Regions from separate parts of the Homo sapiens genome. Here region 1 is linked to region 2. A link is a contact called in ENCODE Hi-C data. All regions are on one chromosome and are shown on one strand. The core of a region is the stretch at or near the end of the contact, and the rest is flanking DNA. Distances in the headings are between cores, read along the strand shown.

Region 1 (6,286 bases), core at 2,608-5,107, 490 kb before region 2:
TCGTGATCCGCCCACCTCGGCCTCCCAAAGTTCTGGGATTACAGGTGAGCCACCGCGCCCAGCCCAAAGTTTTAAGTAGTGGAAGGATCAGTACTTTTCCTTTGTCTCAGCCTGTACAGCACTATTAACAATCCTGTCTCTATTTGAAATGTTATATCATGATATTTTGCATTAATTTTGAGCTTTAAAATATCACCTTAAAATAGTATTTATCTTGAATGCTACTTTGTTGTTGTTTTTTGTGCCTCTTTAACTTTTACATCCTAGGCATCTGTCTTACTTGCCTCACACTAGCTCTGGCCTAACCTAGAGGGAATTTCACTTTCATCTATGCCAAAGCTTCTTTTTATTTCTTCAACAAAGAAATGATCACTGAAATTGAAACTGAAATTGAGACACCTCTGGTTTTTAAATTATCTTAAGTCTAGAGCACCAGTTCTTATATTTTTTTTCGTCAGGAGGAAGAGAACACATGATTTCAGTCTACAGATAAGGAAACTGAGACCTAATGGCTCAAAGTTAAAACTAAGTTTCTTAGTGCTGCATGGGACATACTAGATCAGAAGCTTCTCTAGATACAACCTTGAAGAAAATAAAATTATAAAGTATGCTTCAGGGAAAAACACCTGGCCAAATAATTTAGATTGAAAGAATACGTTTTTGGGAAGAGCAAGTACTTTTGAATGAGAGAGAGAACTTGAATTCCCTTTGGCTACTCATCAGCTGGGTGACTGACCTACGGCAAACTCCAAAGCTTCAGTTCCCTCATCAATAAAATGAGGCTTCATATCCACCTCTCACTGTTTTGGTCAGGAGACAAAAAAAGAATGTAGCTAATAAAATTTATCCATCAGGATCTCAACTTACAACAGAGCATGCATGCAAAATAGGAAAATTCCAGGAGATTTTTAGGAAGCTATATACAAAAGAACAGAGGCAGAGAAAACAAAAGGAATAAAACATGTGAGGGGAGAGTTGCTATAACCCAACAGGAGACAAAAAGTCAGACACAGTTATTCGCCTTTAAAAGAACAGTGACTTTTTGCTGAAGGAGCCAAGGAAATAAATACTCCAGCCTCACTCTCTTTTCTCCCTCTGGTCTCCAACCAAGCCTCAAGCCAGAGGACATCAGAGCCCACTTGATTTAGCTCTTGTAGATCAACCTCAAGGGAAGGTGGAAGGGTGCAGGATAGAGAAGATATCTAAAGGAGCAAAAGGAAGCTCACCACCACATAAAAATTGTTCCTAATTATTGAGTGTTTTCTGTGTAACAGACACAAATACCTTATATGTGTCGACTCATTTAAACCAAATAATCTTATAAGGCAAATATTATTATTTTCCCATTTTAGAGATGAGGAACATGAGGCTGGCTGTGTGTAGTTAAGTAACTTCCTGAAAGTCTCAGAACTAAGGATGAAAGCAGGAATTGAATCAAGGTAATGTGTACTATAGCCTGTTATTGTCAAAGATCAGTAAGTGGTAGTAATTGGTTTCATAATTATCGTCACTACATAAAAGCTATTTAATCCCAACCAATTATATTTCCAGGGTTTTATCTCAATTATAATACTGCGAATGCATAATAAAGTATGTTCAATATGCTATTTGTAACACTGTATTGGCAAAATATACACAAAATTTAAATGCCTAGTGTTGGGGCTCAGAAACCAATACCACAAAATGTGACACTTTGACATGCTGAAATGAAGAAGGCTTAAGTTTTCTTTGACCTTCCTTCACCAATCCTCTCTTTCCCAAAGCACAGAATGAAGGTATTCTCTGAAGTTCCCTTATCTGCCTAAAGTCTCGACTTGCCAAAGAAGAAAACAGTTACCTCTGGTCTCTTCCCTGACTTTCCACAAACTGAACTCATATTGCAGAAAGAAAGACTGAAGTCTGTCAACACACACGGAGAGCTCTGCAGGCTTAACATACTTTGTCTCAGGCCACTGTATGTTCTTCAAACACATTGAATTCCCCTAAAAATCATTTTCTAACCCCCCAAATCACCCATACATCACCCATCTGCCTTTCCTCTAATAAGGAGGTACAACCCTCTGTACCTCATTGGGATATTGGCCAATCACTCTGTGATTCTCCCCCATGCCCGCTGATAAATTTGTATGCCATTTGTCCTGTTAATCTGCCTTTTGTGACTTGATTTTTCAGTGAAACTTCAGAGGGTAGAGGGGAAGTTTTCCCTTGGCCCCTACACTATGAACTGAGATAGACAAAATAAATTAGTATGTTTATAAAGTGGAATACCATATGGTCAGTAAAAACCGGTAGCTCTATGAGTACTGTGTGTTGATACACAGACACACACACACACACACACACACACACACACACACACACACACACGGGGGGGGATTCGAAAAGGTTATATGTTACATTTTCTGTTAAAAATTTAAAATAACTACATTACCTATATTCTTGTTGACAAAATTTGAGTGCCTGGAAAAATACATAAGAAACTGGTAACGTAATTGCCTTTGGGGAAAGCAACTGGGTGGCAGGGTGAAATGGAGATAATTTTTTATTGCACACATTTTGTACTTTTAATTTTTTTACCATGGTCATGTAATAACCTATTAAAAACATAATTTAATTAAGGAAAAAAATCTAATTTTGCATTATTATTGACCTTCCAGGGATTCATGTAATTTGAGAAATTGAATGAAAACAATTTTACATGCATGAAATTCAGCTTTCTTACTCTATACATCCTGAGTGATTTGCCTTTTTCAGTAACAGAATCCTTTGCTATACCAGCTTGTTAAATGAATGCCAAATCAAGAGTAAAATTTCCATCTGTATTCCATAGTGTTTTAGCCATGCTGCAAAAGCAAAACCTGTAGGTAAAACAAAGAAAATTATCACCTTGAAGCTAGGTAACAGGTAACCCAGAAGTCCGGCCAAGCATAAAATTACAGCCACAAACAGCCCTGCAGAGAACATCTCAGGACGGCGGCTGCTGGGTTTTTGTTGTTGTTTTCATCTTTCTTGGCCAAAGGAAGCAGGTGTTAAGAGAGCTCAACCACAGCTCCTGAACTCTGAGATTTACAGAGCTCTGTCACCTGGGGTAATACTGCCATTCTTCCAGGTTTTCTTCCTGTCCAAGAAATCTGACATGCTGTTTTTCATGGTATTTTCAAACTGGAAGATCGAGACAGAAACTTTGGTCGTCAGGAATGCAGAGATTGCCCAATGAAATGACAGAATTGATCATTAGGATGCTTGTTACTCAAAAAGCCCATTTTTTAAAGAAGGATGTATTAAAATTATTCCAGCATGCTAATGTGGCACACTCCTCTGCTGCCTAACGGCAGGTGTTGCTATTAGCAGAGGAAGCCTTGTTCTAAGAATTATTCTAGAGGGCCAGAAAGAACAGGTATTGCTCCACCCGAGTAAACGCTGACTCAACTCTGCAGGGCTGGCGCGCTCTTTCCTCACCTCACCCCTCCTGCCAGGCACAACTGAGATCCAGAAATAAGAGGATTAGCGAGAGAAGGGGAAATATGCAGGACGGTAGTGATGGGTATGCACAAAGGAGTGCCAAGCAGTTTTAACCGTTAATGTTCTTCGTCTATTGCTAGAGAAAATGTCTTTCCTTGGAGGAGGCATTGGCACGAGTTACTATAAACTCCCTCTGAATCTCAAGACTTCTGGGACGCCGATTCCGCTCCTGGCCTGGGGCAAGGCGTGGGAGCTTGGAAGCCAGCGCTGCGCTCCCCGTGGGAAGCGATCGTCTCCTCTGTCAACTCGCGCCTGGGCACTTAGCCCCTCCCGTTTCAGGGCGCCGCCTCCCCGGATGGCAAACACTATAAAGTGGCGGCGAATAAGGTTCCTCCTGCTGCTCTCGGTTTAGTCCAAGATCAGCGATATCACGCGTCCCCCGGAGCATCGCGTGCAGGAGCCATGGCGCGGGAGCTATACCACGAAGAGTTCGCCCGGGCGGGCAAGCAGGCGGGGCTGCAGGTCTGGAGGATTGAGAAGCTGGAGCTGGTGCCCGTGCCCCAGAGCGCTCACGGCGACTTCTACGTCGGGGATGCCTACCTGGTGCTGCACACGGCCAAGACGAGCCGAGGCTTCACCTACCACCTGCACTTCTGGCTCGGTAAGGGACGGCGGGCGGCGGGACCCCGACGCACCAAGGCCGGCGAGGGGAGGGCGTAGGGGTCTGAGATTTGCAGGCGTGGGAGTAAAGGGGACCGCAAACTGAGCTAGCCACTCGCGCCCCCACGGGGCTGCCCTTTGGGGCCGGCCACTTTCTCCCTACCGAAGTCAACTCGCCGGCTGCAAACGCGGGGCTCAGGCGTTGTCCGCAATTGACTTACCTCGCAGGCTTTGACCTTTGCCAGGTGTAGTTCCTGGACTTTGGAGCTGGTGACTGGCTTCTTCCCCTTTCACCGTCAAGTATCCAAACGCCACTCTTGTCCAGGGCCGCTGCCTCAGCGCACACCGTCTCTGGCCAAGCCCCGCTCACCTTCCGACAAACTCAGTCCTGCTTTCCCTGTCGGGATGGAGAGGAAGTCATAAAGTCTGGGGGCATCTGCCGCCGCTAGGAAGAAGTCCTTTTCTTTTTCTTCACACATTATTTTTATTTGTTGCTTTCGGGCACTGGCTTATTTTCTCTATGATTGCGGGAATTATTGTTCTGGGCTTCTTTAAAACAGGATTCTACCCGCACCATGCTGCTTGTGGGTCTGGTAGACAAAAACTCCGCTTCATTCGGAAGCTGGCGTCCTCAGATAGAAGTAAGAAAAAAATACAGATATTTTATATACAAATAAATAGCTCTATATGGGTATTTCATATATTTATGTAGACTGCTTTATTGTTATTATTTATTATTTATTTTAGCAAGGACACAAGATGGAACAGAAACGGCTCCTTCAGCAGTAGTAATTATTTTGAGCTGCGTTCGTGCCAGGCTGTCAGGACACTGGGCCTTGTGTGTTCTTTTTCCACCTTCTACTTTTACTCATAAACATCCTGAATGTCCAGCCTCTCCCCAGGAGGTCTTGTGCCAGTGGGCACACCCTGTCTAACAACATGCCGATTCTCTGAGCCTTTTTGCCTTCTTTTAAAACTAGCTAGCCTGCCCAGTACTCGTGTTTGTTTAGTTTTATCCCTGAGCTTAGGAGGAAAACACACAAAACCACACACACTTACACATTTTTGAGTCCCTGAAAGCCAACACTGTAATTTCCAACATTTGAAGATTTTAAGAAACAAAATAATAGAAAACATTGAGTAGTGACTGTCTAAACATTGGCAAACACCTGGAACAGGCATTTGAGAAATGAGAAATGAAAAATACGTAGATGAAGATAAGACTTTTAATTATAACATTTGGAGTCAAAAATTTGTGTTAGCTTGAGGAGGCAGAGAAGGCTCAGCCTGAGTTCTGAACACATTTTGGCTTCTTGATGCATTGCTGTTATTCCTATTATAATGTTGTAATACACAGTCATCTATTTGTATTTTCTGCCAGAAAAGACTGAAACTTTTATAACCCATGTTCAAGAATGAATGATGCCAGATAGAATAATGATGTCCTTACAGAGGACTTTCCATGCAGAACTTAAATCTAGCATGAATGAAAGTGTTTGAAATGCCACATTTGCCATTTGAGTAAATTAAAATGTGAAATAATGCCATATCTTACTGTAGACAGCAGTTAAGTTTGACTTTGTCAGATGACCGCAAGGGAGATTTGAACACAATTCTTTAATTCTATACATTTTTATCCAAGTTGTCCTCTTAACTACTATATTTTGTAGGGTTTACAGATTCACCTTATTCACTTAATTATCTACTTAATTATCCACTTGATGCCCATAAATTTCAAAAATATAATAGAAAATGGTTTGGGCAGAAACATTTATAATCTTAAAGACATGCTAAAACTGAAGTCAATAACATGTTAATAACAAGCAAATTCATTCAGTAATTATTCAATATGGCCAGTACTGTACAAGGCACTTGTGGATATGAATAATTAATGAAACTTCTCTAAAAGTTCATCACCTCAAAGGTGCAAAAAGACAAAAAGTGATATAACACAGGTAGAATGTGATAATTACTGTGAAAGCACAAAGTTTCTGTGGTTATTGGGAAACAGAAGCCTTTAGAGAAAAAAAAAATGAGAGTACTTGGAAGTGTTCTTGTGTCAAGAGAGAATTATGGAGAGAAAAAAAGCTTCAAGTAAAATAGTCAACAGGACTTTCAGATGGGATTGCCCAACAGCTCTTCCTACTTCAGTTCCCTAAGAAAA
Region 2 (6,709 bases), core at 886-3,385:
AACAAATGCTTGATTTATATAAAAATACGATCCTCTAGATAGTTTCCAACTTATTATGCAAAACTCCAATTAGTTGTTCTTTTCCTTCTTCGGTGTTGCTTCAGGTTTCTGCTTCCTATTCTATCTCGTTTATGCCTGCTGCTTCCTGAGGCTATTCCTTTTCCACCTTCCTGATCCATAATCATGATCTCAGGTATCATCATCGTCTGCTACACTCTTACCCCAAGTCAGCTATGAAAGAGCTGGATTACCATTGTGTAGAAAAACATATTAACAAATACTTGTGAATGTTAAGCCATATCTAGTTTTCTCTACCTATGATAGGGGCTATTAAATTTCCATAGAGCCCTGTTCTGATCCCTAGAACCAAGCCTAATTTTAGGCGGGAGAGAACCAGTAGGCTGGAACTTACAAACTCACTGTGTGCTAATCTGCTAGCAAGCAGTATGACTGTTGTTTTTAGTGTTGCTGCTGGAACCTTATTGATGCTACTAAATAAAATCTTAGCCTCCTGATGCAGCTAATCAGCAAAAATTCTAAAGCCAACAGTCACTTGCAGTTGTTACTAGACCCACATTTGCCCACAGTAGTCCACAGCCATCTGTTATTGCTGTTGCTTGTGCTGCAAGGCTATGAAAAGCAGAACAAAAATCTTGCTTCTGTCTGTCTTCCTACTTCCTGTCAGAGCGACCACTTGTAGAAACTAACCAAGAGTTTCCCAGCAAATGGGAAATGTAGTGTGTACCTTTCTAGCCTCCTGAGTTACACAGGAAGCATAGGATAGAAATAAAGCTGAGAATCAAGAGGCAGCTAACCCATACAGTACATAACTGTGTCAGTCCAACAATTTCCTATATTTAGGTTCATTTTGATAGGAGTGTTTTTTCGTTTTCATTTTTCCTTACACAACATAGATCCTGGATATTATTTAGAAGATAGGCTGTTTATTGAGATGCTGTTGAGTAGGCAAAATACTAAACTCCGTAGGTCTAATCAATATAATAATCTGATACTAAATGCAATAAATAATCCCAGATACCTAACCTTGAGTGGGAAGGCTGAAACTGGCTTTTGCAATATATATGTATATTAATTTGGTCGTCCAAGGGATTTTCAGTTAGTCTGTATTTTCAGTTCTCTTTGTAAACTGGAATTATCTAGAATAATAATTTGAAACAAAACATTGAAAGCACCCATCAAATCTGCTGATGTCTAGGCTAATGTGTGAAGAATAATGTGTGTGTGTTTGTGTGTATATTAAAGAGAGAGAGAGAGACCAACAAGAAAAGCAAAGGACCTATAATTGATAATATATTCAAACTCTAATCGAGATAATAAATAAAAGAAGTTTATATTACAGCTAAGATACAGTTTAGCTAGAATATCAGGTCATTGTTTCTTTCATGTTAATTTTGGGAAGCTGTCAGTGAGAAGTAGTGATCAAACCCTGCTCAATAATCAGGTAATCCCAGTGCAACAGTAGCAGAGAATGTGGTCAAGCAGTTTCATCTTGTTTCTATAACCAAATCTCTGCTTTACTGGGATTGAGATTGTTAGAATCTGCTAGCAGGCTATTTTCAGTCTTTTCCAAATTATTCTTTCTTCTGAGGGAAAAAAAGCCTATTTTATAAAATCCTTAATGTCATAACCATTGTGGTCATATAAGCGTTGCTTCAACTATTTTATCAGTTTCCTCCAAAATGATACCTAAGATTTTAATGCATCCTTTATTATTCATAAAGACTTGAACCTGTTAGGTTATTTGCTTGTCAGTTTAGTAAACATAAATATAATGTGGAAATTAGACATCAAAATTTGCACTGGCCTTAGCAGTCATGAAATCTTTCCCAGTTAAACCTGAACAGGGCTTGATTAAACGAAAGTGAGGTTCGTTAGAACCAAGAAGGACAATTATCATTAGCTTCCAAGAAACTAACTTGGTTATTGTCTTCATTTCCAGGGAGTTTCCTGGTCTGGTTTTTGGACAGGATTTGATCTTCCGCTTATAGATAAAAGTTTGTTAGTCACTGAAAAGGAAGAACTGACGAGCGTGGAAAGATGGACAGGCTTATGAGATGTGAAAAGGGCAGGAGTTTGTGCAGAGGCAAACTGCTTCCAGTCCAAGAAAACAACAAAAGTCATATTTTGTCTCACTTCCTTTTTCTTCATCCCCTTGCTTCTTGTAGTATGACATTATTGGTTAAAAACACAGAAATCCAACGACCTAAATTTACATATTCTATAATGGTTTGTAAACTTAGAAAGTGAATTCTTCTCTCCGTGCATGAGAACTTTATAAAATGCAGACATCATAGCACCTACCTCATAGATTTTTTTATGAAAGTTAAGGCAAAATGTAAGCATTCTATAAATATCAACTCATTTCCTTTTTTGTCCTTTCTCTTTCACTTTGCTCAGCTGTTACTGTTTCCCTATCAATTTGTGCTCCCTGGTTTTACTCATTGCAGTTTTCTTCTTTTTCTTTCTCTGTTGTTCCTCCTCCTTCTTTCTGCTTCTCCTCATGTGGGTCTTCTAGTCAACAGTTTCCACTTTTCTATTTCCCTCTCCTTCTGCTTCTCTTCATGTCTTTGTCTCTGACCTTCTTGCTTCTCTTTAATTCTCATCTTTCTTTCTCCCCCCATGTGCTCTCTGTTCTCCACTCGCACAATAACTTGTCTCATTCGCCATGGCGGTACTTACTTTATCTTTAAAAGAACTTGGCAGTGTTATTTGTCTATCTTGTTTATTATCTCATTAATTTGCCTTCGTAAAACAAATGATGTGGGCCAGCTGTGGTGGCTCACGCCTGTAATCCCAGCACTTTGGGAGGCCGAGGGGGGCAGATCACGCGGTAAGGAGTTTGAGACCAGCCTGGCCAATATGGTGAAACCCAGTCTCTACTAAAAATACAAAAATTAGCTGGGTGTGGTGGCGCGTGCCTGTAGTCCCAGCTACTTGGGAGGCTGAGGCGCAAGAATTGCTTGAACCCAGGAGGCAGAGGTTACAGTGAGCCAAGATTGCGCCACTGCACTCCAACCTGGGCGACAGAGCGAGACTCCACCTCAAAACAAACAAACAAACAAAAAAACAGATGATTTGTTTCCTTGCCTGGTGATAAGGAAAAACAGAAAATTCAATATAGATATTGTAAGTGTGCAGTCTAATGATTATACAGAGCTAATCATTTAAGGATATGTTTCTTCTGAGCCTAGAACAGCCTCACAGGGCATTGATCACTTACGTCAGTGCCTGGGATCACCATTACCTACTTACCAAGAAAAAATTGGCTCCATCAAACCGTAGTTTCTGCTTTTTCCCAGAATGACTTTCCTGTTTATCTACATAATGAGAAGATTGAGGCCACAAACCTTAAACTACACCTCATTTAGTTCTGTTTATTTCTACTTTCATATCTTTCTTCCATTATCTTTTTCTTTCCTTTCATTTTAGAGAAAGTTTTCTTCACCCTTATTTCCAAGCTTTGTCTTGCCATATTTTTATATTCTTCTCATCCATTACTTTCTTGTCAGTCTTTCCTTTTCTTTTCATAATCCTCAAAAATCTCCCGTCTAGGATTCTTCCTTCAATTTTGAAATATACCAGCCTCTTAAAAGGTCACTTGGTTTTATTGTCTTTATCAATCATCAAGTTATCCTTTCATGAATAGTTATTCATACATGAATGGCCTCTACATGCTACTTCCACCTCCTCTCAGCATATTCTAACACTGCAATTTTATTTCTTCCATTTGTCCAGTGAATCACCAAGTCCAGTGATATTTTCTTAGGCCAGATCCTCCTGGACTTTCTACAATTTGATAATTTTTTTCTAGATTTCACTTCTTAAGAGAATATATTCAAGAAGTAAGAGGCACACAAAATGGAAGCTAAAATTGTTCTGCATTATGTAATTGTTTTTAGTTTGTAATATGGAAATAGGTAAAAGTCCTCTTCCCTTCATCTTTCAGACTAACCTCCTAGAAATAATCTTCTAGCATATTAATGTTAATTCCAATAACTATAGCAATTTAGTTTCTTTAGTTTCTAGTAATTCAGTTTTTTTAAAAAGCTGGAATAAACATCTTTTAAAATCTTTATTTGAGTCTTTATATTTATCATGTGTACAAATATATATGCTATTTTAAGTGTAATATATAATTTATAATATATAATATACATATTATATTACATATAATATGTAATTTATTTTTTAACTCTCCCCTTTTGCTGATTATATTTTCAAGCTTATCTTTTATTTCTTCAGATATATAAATCATACCTATAATCTATGTCTAACAATTTATGTCTAAATTGTGAGAGTCTGTATCATTGGCTTTTTGTTTTAGTTGTTTTTTTCTTATGGTGCTTAGTTTCCTGCTGTGTTTGTAAATTTTCAAGACTCTGAGTTCTCATTTTCCTTGAGAACTTATGTGTGAAGATTCTTTAAGACTTGATTTATAGATAGTTTCTCCAGAAAAGAAATTGTGTCAGAGACTGGGGAAAACTATCAAATAAAGGCCACGTTATTTCAATATTTTTGACATTGAAAAATGTTTATGGAAATATAAGTTACCTGTAGAAAAGTGTGTTAAGTCAAAAATTGACCTTATGAATTATTAAAAGCTAAAGACACTAATCATTCAAGTAAAATAATGGGACTTTGTCAGGAACCTCCCGGTGCCCATTTCTTCACTTCTTCCCAAAAGTAACTATCACCTTAATATCCAGTCTGCCTGTGTGTGAACTTTTCTCTACAACTTTTTAGTTTTTTTTAATGTTTCAACCTAGAGAAAAGTTGAAATAATAGTAACTTGAATACCCAGTGTTTGTTTCTTAGATCACTGATGTGTCAGCATTTTGCAGGTCCAGGGCTTTACCTTCTGTAAGTTACCAAAATCCACTTGGCAGGGTCTAGCAGAAACTTTAAGGGTGAAAGAGTATTTGACACTAGGTTACATCTCAGCGTTCTGGGTTGTACTTCATTTTGAAGCTCTGTGTTTTTCATACTTTGATGTCAGTTCAGTGTTGCATTTAGAATGACTTTTTAAATATATATTTTATACTGCATTATTGTTTCATTGGAGGGTTGTGCAGAATATCTAATCTACCATATTGTTGAAGCAGAAGTTTGCTAGATTTTAGATGTAATTATATAGACATTGGTTTAGAGAATTAGGAGAAAAACATATGAGTGGAAATCATAATGGATGTCAATACTTCTGAAATTTAAAAGGACGAGCCACTGAGTTCTTATTTATTATAAAGAGTGCCGACAGACTAGGCTGGGGAGAATAAATAACCTTATATGTATGGTGAGCCTATCTAATGTGTTGTCTAAGTGAGACCATTTTGAAAGTGAAGCGACACTGGTGATAATTACTCTGATGGGAAAAAAAAGGCGTAACTTGTTCTTGTCTGGGGCAAACTGAGATATGCAGTTGCCCTAAGTATAGGTTACTATACTTTTTAAGAAATGACTTTGAAAGTAAAAATAAAACCAGATATGTGTGTGTGAGCCTCTTCTTAATGTCAAAGTCTTTATTGAAGGCATATGCTAAGTGTGCAGATGCCAGCATTCGCAGAGCTTCATGATAACACTCGTGTAAGTACAGTGGGATTAAAAGTCTTGTTTTCGCCTGAAGACAATTTAGAAAAAAAAAATCTGTATGTCTTATGAAAAAAGATTAAAAGATAGAAGTAGTTTCTCCATTAAAGGCATTCAAATATAGACTTGAACAACTACTCTAAGGATTGTTTTGGTGGAAATTGAAATATTAGTCATGTTCTTGAATTACCTGAAAGGTCACTTTCAACTTGGAGGTTTTGTAATTCTGTTTACTCTCTATGCATTCTTATGTTTAGGCAAAAGAGCCATATCCATTTTCAGAAATGTCGAAGATTATGAAAGAGAAATACATGGAAAATTATCAAGAAACACTTATTAACGATGTAGAAGCTTGTCATTCTTTCATTGTTTCAGAATGTCAGAAAATCATATTTATTCTGGCTTATACTGTTAATTGATATGAAAGGTAATTAACAATTTCTCTGTGGTTTACTTAGAGTAGTAGGAAAAATATCAAATATTGGTCTTTGCCACCTTCCCTATGTGTCCTTGTTCTTGGTATGGAATCCTTTAATTATTTAGTAGAGAGATTGTCACAATTATAAGCACAGAAGTATCTTTGATTTTACATTGCAGCTGTTCCAGCTACGTTATGAGGGGCTCAGCTCAAGGGGCTCCAGGTCCCATTATCTGGGCAATGGAAAAGTCCATTCTTATTCAGCCACGGTGTACTTAGGATCCTTAAGAGAAGCTGTGATGTGTTTAAGGTCAAAAAGCCTTGTTTCATCATCCTAACCAGCAGTTTTACCATAATACAACCTTGAGAGGCTTATTTTGAAGGTCTTTCAGCACTTTATGAAAACCTCTTAAAAAATCTCTTTGTTATATTTTAAGTGTTATTATCTTTTTATTTTTTGGCCACTCATGTTACCAAAGTTTAGAATGTAACTTTTTAAAGCTCCATTACTTTGGCTAAAAGAAGAGAGAAGTTTAATTAAGAAACTTAATCATCTTCAATTATGGCATAATATATAATTTCTTGATTTATTTTTAAAAGAAACAGCAATTTTTTTCTCTCTTCCTGTATAGCATATCCTTAAAGAAAAATTTCTGTTGGCAAGATTGCCAATGTTTTGGAAAAATA

The links. A loop is a pair of places that touch in the nucleus more often than their neighbours do. Pooled maps may share reads with other maps.
Region 1: a map with no recorded cell type shows a loop between it and region 2 (8-fold over the local background). The contact joins the promoter of SCIN here to the enhancer-like site in region 2. A Hi-C loop is called at or near these places in 6 of 37 single-sample maps with no recorded cell type and 4 of 50 pooled maps.

What each region holds. Positions count from the first base shown.
Region 1 is chr7:12,566,863-12,573,148 of GRCh38, forward strand. SCIN (scinderin) reads left to right here and starts at 3,858. Exons shown (of 16, transcript NM_001112706.3): 1 at 3,858-4,123. The coding sequence starts at 3,925. LOC107986768 reads right to left here. Exons shown (of 3, transcript XR_007060635.1): 3 at 1-4,519. RefSeq lists an enhancer at 377-426.
Region 2 is chr7:13,055,521-13,062,229 of GRCh38, forward strand. It overlaps LOC105375158 (a long non-coding RNA gene), which reads left to right. Exons shown (of 3, transcript XR_927044.3): 3 at 5,862-6,477. Among named protein-coding and RNA genes, the nearest start is that of ARL4A, 370 kb to the left of the region's middle. RefSeq lists enhancers at 2,181-2,280, 2,411-2,470. Within about 2 kb of position 2,136, at least 3 of the 41 ENCODE cell types and tissues checked have a DNase peak (open chromatin) inside an H3K27ac peak, as active enhancers do.